Regions from separate parts of the Homo sapiens genome. Here regions 1 and 3 are each linked to region 2. Evidence: chromatin contacts called from ENCODE Hi-C or POLR2A ChIA-PET data. All regions are on one chromosome and are shown on one strand. Each heading gives the region's core, a stretch centred on a gene start or an enhancer-like site at or near the end of the contact. The rest is flanking DNA. Distances are from core to core; before and after follow the strand shown.

What was found. Hi-C counts contacts between places; a loop is a spot of excess contacts on that map. ChIA-PET counts read pairs that join two places held with the same protein, here RNA polymerase II (POLR2A). Pooled maps may share reads with other maps.
Region 1: POLR2A ChIA-PET joins it to region 2 with 14 read pairs in activated T-cell. The contact joins two enhancer-like sites. POLR2A ChIA-PET finds 5 or more read pairs at or near these places in 2 of 52 experiments (Caco-2 and activated T-cell).
Region 3: a pooled map shows a loop between it and region 2 (4-fold over the local background). The contact joins two enhancer-like sites. A Hi-C loop is called at or near these places in 1 of 168 maps with a recorded cell type or tissue (endothelial cell of umbilical vein) and 3 of 50 pooled maps. POLR2A ChIA-PET finds 5 or more read pairs at or near these places in 1 of 52 experiments (OCI-LY7).

The regions. Positions count from the first base shown.
Region 1 is chr14:67,678,695-67,681,536 of GRCh38, forward strand. The region is part of intron 6 of RDH11 (retinol dehydrogenase 11); the gene reads right to left. It also overlaps a transcript of GPHN not described here. Among named protein-coding and RNA genes, the nearest start is that of VTI1B, 5.5 kb to the left of the region's middle. RefSeq lists a silencer at 1,617-1,716 and an enhancer at 2,298-2,592. Within about 2 kb of position 1,582, at least 3 of the 41 ENCODE cell types and tissues checked have a DNase peak (open chromatin) inside an H3K27ac peak, as active enhancers do.
Region 2 is chr14:67,942,525-67,945,358 of GRCh38, forward strand. All of the region lies in intron 7 of RAD51B (RAD51 paralog B), which reads left to right. Among named protein-coding and RNA genes, the nearest start is that of RAD51B, 120 kb to the left of the region's middle. Within about 2 kb of position 1,552, at least 5 of the 41 ENCODE cell types and tissues checked have a DNase peak (open chromatin) inside an H3K27ac peak, as active enhancers do.
Region 3 is chr14:68,282,377-68,285,365 of GRCh38, forward strand. The region is part of intron 7 of RAD51B (RAD51 paralog B); the gene reads left to right. Among named protein-coding and RNA genes, the nearest start is that of RAD51B-AS1, 400 kb to the right of the region's middle. RefSeq lists enhancers at 989-1,058, 2,795-2,844, 2,895-2,954. Within about 2 kb of position 1,540, at least 18 of the 41 ENCODE cell types and tissues checked have a DNase peak (open chromatin) inside an H3K27ac peak, as active enhancers do.

The DNA of each region.
Region 1 (2,842 bases), core at 332-2,831, 260 kb before region 2:
ATAATTTAATATTAGTGCCTGCCTGACACCCATGTATATCCATCTTCTTCAAGTAAGTCCATAAGGCCCATTCTACAGAGCCTTGGACAATGTCATATAGCTGAGATCCTGCTATTCACATTGGTCAGAGATGCCTGGAGTAGTAAAAAAAAAAAAGAAATGCTTATTTCTGGACTCCTTGAAGTTATACTGTTAGTAAACTCATATGAGAAGTAAAGCCAGCTTCGAAAACAACAAAAGGAAAAGGCGACACAGAAAAGAAATGGTAAAACCAAGGTACGAGGTGTCTTGGTCCATTTTGTGGTACTGTAACAGAATACGACAAACTGGGTAACTATAATGAGCATACAGAAACTGGCTTATGATTATGGAAGCTGAGAAGTCCAAGATCAAGGGGCTGGCATCTGATGAAGGCCTTCTTGCTGTGTAATAACAAGATGGAAGGCATGACATGGGCAAGAGAGGGAAGGGGACACAAGTCATCCTTTAATAAGGAACCACTCCCAAGATAATGAACCCGTTCCAGAGATAATGGCATTAAACCATTCATGAGGGCTGCCCTTGTGACCTAATTTACCTCTTAAAGGCCCTGCCTCTCTATACTGTTGTATTGAGGCTTAAGTTTCCAACATATGAACCTTGAGGGACACATTCAAATCATAGCAAAGTGTTTCATATACCCTCTCTTCATTGCTGTAATTAATTCCAAGTTTTTTTTTTTTTTTTGGAGGCGGAGTCTCACTCTGTCGCCCAGGCTGGAGTGCAGTGATGCGATCTCAGCTCACTGCAACCTCCGCCTCCCAGGTTTGAGCAATTCTCCTGCCTCAGCCTCCAGAGTAGCTGGGATTATAGGCGCCTGCCACCATGACTGGCTAATTTTTGTATTTTTAGTAGAGACAGGGTTTTGCCATGTTGGCCAGGCTGGTCTCGAACTCCTGACCTCAAGTGATCCACCTGCCTCGGCCTCCCAAAGTGCTGGGATTACAGGCATGAGCCACTGCACCCAGCCTGTAATTCCAAGTTTTATAATTTTATAATTCCGATGCAGAAAATTTTCTTAAGGACAATTCTGACTCATTTTTGTATTCTCTGGATCTGGTATACATCTGGTAAGCATTCAGTCAAAGTTTTAAAAAAAATGATTGAATGTATTACAATCTTTAGTCATGTGAGGAAACAATTTTTAAAAGTATACTATTTCAAGAAAATTGCTTCCTCAGTATCTAAGCAAATTCTGAAGGTGAAAGAGTTGACAAGTCTGAATTAACTATATATGCAAACTCTTAACACTATGTCAAGTAAGACAGTGGGATTCAAAGTGTGCACCACAAACCAGCAGCAGGAGCATCAACTGGGAGCTTGTTAGAAATTCTCCAGCCCTACTCCAGACATACTGAATGAGAATCTCTAGGGTTGTGGTCCAGGAATCTATTTTCAACTAGTTTTCCAGATGACTCTTGAACACACTAAAGTTTGAGAAATACCATTTCAAAATATCGTCACGTTTACAAAACAAGTCTTATCAGTACTTCTGTTTAAGAAGACTCACCAGTATGACCAGTACAACTTGCCATTTCCTAGTGAAAAGATCATCAGTGAGAACCACAAGGCTCTGTATCTCTCTGGAAATGACTCAGCCTTTGTAAGCCTCTGCATCCTCCACTGCACTGTGCCTTATACTCTTCATAAGGTTACAGTTAAGAGCAAAGAACACAGTTGACATGAAGGTTCCTTGTAGGCTATAAAAACTAATCAAATACTACAGCAAGAGCTTTCTGGTTGTTTTTTTTAGACAGGGTCTCACTGTTGCCCAGGCTGGAGTGCAGTGGTGTGATCGCAGCTCACTACAACCTCCCCAGGCTCAGGTGATCCTCCTATCTCAGCCTCCCAAGTAGCCAGGACCACAGGGACACGCCACCACGCCTGGCTAATTTTTGCATTTTTTATAGAGATGGGGTCTCATTATGTTGCCTAGGCTGGTCTTGAACTCCTGGGCTCAAGTAGTTTGCCCACCTCAGCCTCCCAAAGTGCAGGGATTACAGGCGTGAGCCGCCGCGCCCAGCCAAGTAAGAGCTAGTTAAGTGTGCCTATGGCATCAGCATGGTCACAGTATTGACATTTCCAGGGGGATTTTGCTAAGAATTAGTATAGGTAAAAGATAAACTAATTTCAAAACTTACTACAATGCTATAGTAATCAAGATAGTGTGATACTGGCATAAGGACAGACATACAAATGAACGGAACAGAAAAGTGAAACATAAACCCTTATATTTATGGTCAATTGATTTTTGACAAGCTTACTGTTATACTCCAATTGTGTTCCCCCAAAATTAATATGTTGAATCCCTAACCCCCAGTGTGACTGTATTTAGAGAGAGGGCCTTTAAGGAGGTAACTAAGGTTAAATGAGGTCATCAGGGCGGGGCCCTAATCCAACAGGGCCTTATAAAAAGAGGAAGAGACACCAGGAGTGTGTGTACATAGAGGAAAGGCCATGCGAGGGCTCAGAGAGAAGGCATCCATTTGGAAGTCAGGAAGGCAGGCCTCACCAGAGACCAACCAGGCCAGCACCTTGATCTTGGACTTTCAGTCTCCAGAAGTGTGAGAAAATAAATTTATATTGTTTAAGCCACCCAGTCTGTGGGATTCTGCTATGGCAGCCTTAACAGACTAATACAGATACCAAGACAATTCAATGGGTAGAAAACTGTCTTTTCAACAAATGGTGCTAAGGCACTGGATATCCACATGCAAAAGAATGAAGGTTGACCCCTACCTCATATCATATACAAAAATTAGTTCAAGGCCGGGTGTGGTGGCTCATGCCTATAATCCCAGCA
Region 2 (2,834 bases), core at 302-2,801:
ACCAAATTGTTTTTGCTGATCCAAACAAGGATTTCTGGGAAGCTTCTTCAGAGTATTTGGAATAGTAGAAGAATTGAGAAATATGGTGGCAGACACACTGAACTTAAAGTGAAGGTTTACGTGAAGTAGCAGGAGTAACGTCAATACGTTGAAGTTACAAAGCCTGCCAAATCTTCCAAAAGGAAGATTACGGAGTCTATAGTTTCATGAAAGGAAGACTTAAGACAAAGAACATTTATACATATAGCAAATGAAAACTATTATGGGAATAGTTGCAATTATAAAGTTCAGTGACTTAAAAATATGATGTCTGAATTTCTTTTTAAATGTCAGCAGTAGTATATCTAAATAGGTGTTGTTTCTCTCGAAATGGTCATAGAAGATTATATACCCATTTTATGCATGCTCCTTTCTTGGTACGTTCTTTTGTCAGTTTTCTGTGGTGGCAGGTCTTTATTTTGCAGGCTGTTTTGAATTTTGAAACAGTCAACTGTCACTTAAAGCCAAGTGTGATAAATAAGATGGGTGGTCAAACTAAGTAATAGATTTAAATATATTAAATATATTAAATGAAATATAAAGTAGTAAAACTTATTTTCTTTTATTGCTTTCAAAAGTGATTCTAAAGGACATTACCAATGAGAAATTGCAAAAATGTTTGTGTACTAATAGTGTTAGATTAAGTTCTTGGTTGATAGATTTCACAAACATCACTTATTTAGATATGTAAGTTACAGGGCTTGTACTAATACACATTTTATTATATTGGAGACAAACCATGTTTATAAGTGACCTTTTTAAAATGTTTTCTTTATGCTCCCTAAATATACACTTAGGGAGGAAGAAGGAGGTTTTGAATTAACTGGAGATTTCCCTAATGTGTTGAATTTTTCTGACTAAAGCCTACATTTTTGTAAAGAAAAAGACCCTGTGGGATAAAAAATACGATAGGCACTATCACAGGAGCTGTGGGCTGGCCATCTATATCCATCCATCTATCTATTATTCCACCCATCCCTCCATCCATCCATCCATTTATTTAATTAAGTTATTTTTAACGGTTGGCTCTGGAGTTGACATTCATTTATTTTAAAAGAACAGTGAATCATAGCTCTTTTCCTCAAGATGCTTGCTTTTATTTGCATGGTGGCATATTGATTAAGTACTCAGAACACTATTTGACATATGGTAAGCCCTCAATAAAAGTTTGTTATTATTATGACTGTACTTCTCCCCTCTAATGTATAGAGGTAAACATTTTGGTTCCTATTGTGACACGTGGGTTATAATGAGTTAGGGCCTACTTAAGAAGAAAGTGGAAAGAAAGCGGGTAAAATTGTTGCTCAGATACTAGCATGTGGGTGGAGATATAGATATAGATATAGGTATAGATATAGATAGTGTAGGTATTTACATCTAAGTATATTGTATAAAGTGACGGATTCTGAATTTGCTACATTTCTCATTTCTTCAGCACTCTGGGATAAAACCAGCAAAAATGATGTGATCTGAACAGACACAGTAGATGGCGCTGTAGGACTTAGTTTTTAAAGAAAACAGTACAGCCAGGGGGAGTGGGGGCATGGAGTGGGAAGAAAACTAAAGCACATTTTAATGGGCTCTTTTGTACCACCAAGACAATTTCATCTTAGAGTACGTGCCTCTAAGAAGTAAAGATTTTTTTTTTTTTTTTTTTTTGACAGAGCTGGAGAATAATTTTAGGAAAACTAAATCTCCCTGTTGCTATGTTTGTGCCAGCTTTGTCACTTGGAAAGTATTAGTTGTTTTAAGCCACAAATATATAAGGAAGTTATTTTCTTTCAAAACATTGCCTTATTTATGAGGGTTTTGTTTGTTTGTTTTAGCTGTCTTTGTCTCTGTATTTTAATATTTTTGCTCCTAGCTTTTTTGGCCCTTTGTTGTTTCATAAAAACGTGGTTGTAAAGTTAATTTGAACCATATCAATATGACTATAATGTCATATTTTAAAATTCAGCTATATTTTAATAGGCCTTAAAAATACAGGTTTACATTAAAGAGTAACATAGTGTTTTTGATACTACCGTAGTGTGTTTATGTACTTGATCTTATTTAATCTTAGTACTAATTGTATGAATTTTATTATTCACTTTTCTAGGTAAATAAACTATATCAGAGATACTTAGTAACTTGCCAAGCTCACATACCTAGTGGTTGAACTAGTAGTTGCTGCAAGAGTTTCGCCAGCATATTAAAGTTGTATTTTTTGAGCACTTACTGTGTGCCAGGCAAGCTAACCACTGGAAATACTATAGTGTCCAAAGCTGACCTGGACCCTGCCCTTATGGACCTTACAGTTATTAGATACCCCACAGACATTTTTTGAAATCTGCTGGATTGAGAGTGGGTCATGAAGATGAATTTGAATCATTGTGATTGTTGGATAAGCCAGAGAGCCCTTTCACCAAAAAGAAAGTAAGAATCATACCTACCTTGAATATATTACTGTATTAAAATATTTGTTTTAGTTGTACTCCCTGTAGCCAAGGGAAAGGCAAGACCTCCTTTGGCTACAATGAGTAACTAAACTGTCTTCTAGATAAGAATCAGGAAGAGTAAGGAAAATCTGGCTATACTATAATGTCAAAATTTTCCACTGATTAAATGGTATTAAAATATCTAAAGCAAGAAGGTGTTAGTTAGCAGTGGAAGTCTGAGAGATTAATGTGGTTTGTGTACAGCCTAAGACCATGTTAACTTCTAATTGGCTTCTCTAGTGCCATTTGGTGAGATCTTTTAGAGTACAGCCAGCTTAGTGATACCCCAAATTGCCAAGTACCCCTTTCATCTTGGGA
Region 3 (2,989 bases), core at 290-2,789, 340 kb after region 2:
TGGGAGGAAGCCTGCCCCTACTTACCATGTAAATATTTAGCCATTTCAATATATTTGTTCTGGACTTGTTCTTCTTATGTGTGTCTCCTGTGTTGAGTCTGTTTAATTGTAGGTTATTATTGTGTGTCTATATTGATGTCATTTCTTTAAGTACAGACACAGACAGCATTGCTTCAGCTGCCCCCACCCCTCCTTTTAAAAATAACACCTTACACAATATCCCTTCCTTGAGGACATCAAATAAATAACTTTTGTTCAAGAGCATATCTGATGAGGTGGCTAACTTGGAAATTTGTTCCTAGGCAGACCTTGTGACCTCTGTTTCAATACATAGTGAGTGGCCTTTGCTCCCATTTTATGCTACAGATTCACTCTGGAGATAGAATTGGTTGCACCTCTCCAGGCAGTGAGTTTGGAGAGCCCTTGGTGGTTAGGATGCCATTTGTGCTGGTGGCACAGAAATACAAGCAGTAAGCCCAGAGTTGCTTACTCTCCACTGGAGGTTTCTCAGAGGCTGGGGGGGACCCGAGACTCCTCTGCTTCAACTCCGCTCTACTATATGCCACTGGAAGTGTAGCTGAGGCTGAAGGGTATCAATGTTGGTATTTATCAGGTTGGACTCCCCCAAGTGCCCTATTTTCATACCTCCAAGGAGCAAGTGATTCAACAGAACTGTTTTCTTGGCCTCAAATGAGTCTAAGAAGGGGAAATCACTTAATACCAGCCGTCTGTGAGGGACCGATCACAAAGCTGTGTCTTTCTAATCCTCCTTGTAAATCAAAGGGAGGGGAATCCCCAGAGCCCAGGAGTACACATGAATAGAAAGCACCACAGGTAATAAAAACACCTAAAAAGGTCAGCAGAAACTCGGGGAGCTGCTGGAAATTCACCTCCTCTGCCTTTCTATGGGACTCAGTGGGCAGTGATCAGGTAGCAGGCAAGGATACCCAACTACACACCAAAGCAACTTGGCCACAGGACACGTACAGTGCAGCAGAAGGCTGGTAGGATAGTTTCTTCCACATCCATGTGAACCTCAGAGTCATCTGACCATTGGCCTTGTTCTCTTCCAGGTTCTAGCTGGCCAGAGACTTTTTTGGCCTCATACTAACTGCAAAATTGCACACAGTTGGCGAATACACCACTGGAAGCCACTGTGGCTGCATTGTCACAGTTCACCAATTGTGCATGTTATTTCCTGCAGTGGGCCCAAGATCACTGACAGGATGCCGTCGGGGTTGGGCTGAAGGTGGAAACAGCACACTAGCTTGCTGTTTGTGGCCTCTTTACAACTGCCGGCCCCATCTGAGATCCGGAACCAACACGTGCTAACCTCAGCCCATTGGGGCCAGTGGGGCAGCCAGCAGTGGAACCATAGCTCTCCACACCTATGTCTATGGCACGGTAGCTGCCGGCCCACAGTTTCCACTGCATCCCCTTGCATGTGCACCCCAAGAGAAGTAGGCCAAAGAGAAAGCTGCCTTAGGGAGCCACATGGTTATCTTGTGTGTTTACTTTTGCCAAATGGCAGACACAATTCTACTTCAATGCATTTTTCTGAACTCAGTGGTCAAAAGTAGCACGGAAGCACTACTTGCGTCAGCCCCCTCTGTGATTGAGCGAGTGTGTGCTTGTGCAAAGCTGAGGAGATTTTTTTTCACCTCCTCCTTCTGCATTCCCTCAGACTGAGCCACTCTCTTCTTTAGGGGCTCCCCTACTAGGCAGAGTGTTTCTCTAGCTTTGCCTGTGGATTTCACAGTGAAATCTACAGAAGACAGTTTTCCTCAGGGCTGATAATAAGAGGTATGAACTTATTAAGATTGGAAGCATTCTCACCATAAACACAAATTATTTCAAGTTGCTCCTTCATCCCCTTTTCCTTGGCCACTGCCATTGGTTCTGTGTAGGATGGATTTCTTAAGGTTGAAGATAAGCAATGCAAAGGTGGAATTTTGAGTACAGCACTCATCCTAATGTGGGTGAAATATATGAAACATTTATTCTAAGCAGACTGCTACATTAACAGTTGTTATACATTCATTCTCTGCATATCTTTTGTGGACTCAACACTTTTAGGTACAGAGAGGTTAGGAGAATTTCCCAGAATTGCACAGCAGGTTAGTGACAGTGCCAGAAATAAAAGTCTGCCTGACTCCCACACCCATGTTTTCTTCAAGCCAAATTGAAGTTTGGCCTCTTCTCCACAAATATTTCACAAGAAAAATTCCCCACAGCCTTTCAGAATTTCCCAGAAAACAATTGTTGTGCAGTCCTTCAAGATGGAAATGGCAGGCTGGAATATTGAAACCTTATCAGCTTTTATTCTAGAACTGACAGTTGATATTTTCTGAGCTGAAGCTAAGATAAAAGTTTATTTTTGTGTTTTTTTTTTTTAATCGTGGAATGATTTTTGATTTTCCAGAGCATGGCAAAACTAAGCCAGCAAATACTAAAACCACATTTGTTTTTGTGACGCTCAAACTCCGTAACAAATATTGGGTATCTCTATACAAAGCTGGATGTGGACAGGAAGGGTTTGGGATGGGGAGAGGCATGCGTCTGGGAGCGTGGCCTTTCTGGACCTACCCTGTTCTCACTCTCTTCCTTCTGCCTCTTGCCCTCATTGCTTTCCTTATTCTCTTTCTTCCTCTTGTCTCCTTCTCACCTCCAGCTCCTACCACAGCAGACAGGTTGGGGCAGACACCGTCATGGTTGGGGAGCAGGAGGACAGCATGGGGAAAACCACTCCAGGCCTTTCTCTCAAACCTTAGTGATGAAAGGACTCAATGGACCTGAACAATTTCTCACAGGAAAGTTCCGGTCTCTGTCTCCTTAAAAGCAAGGCATTCAGTAACCCTTAACAGAGCCAGGATTAAAACTTGAATTTCTGACTTATCCCAGGCCTCTGTTTGGATAGAAAGGCTAGGTCACTGTCATATATGGCAATTAGGATCACTTCAGATACAAAAGTAACATTTTTAAAGCTGTG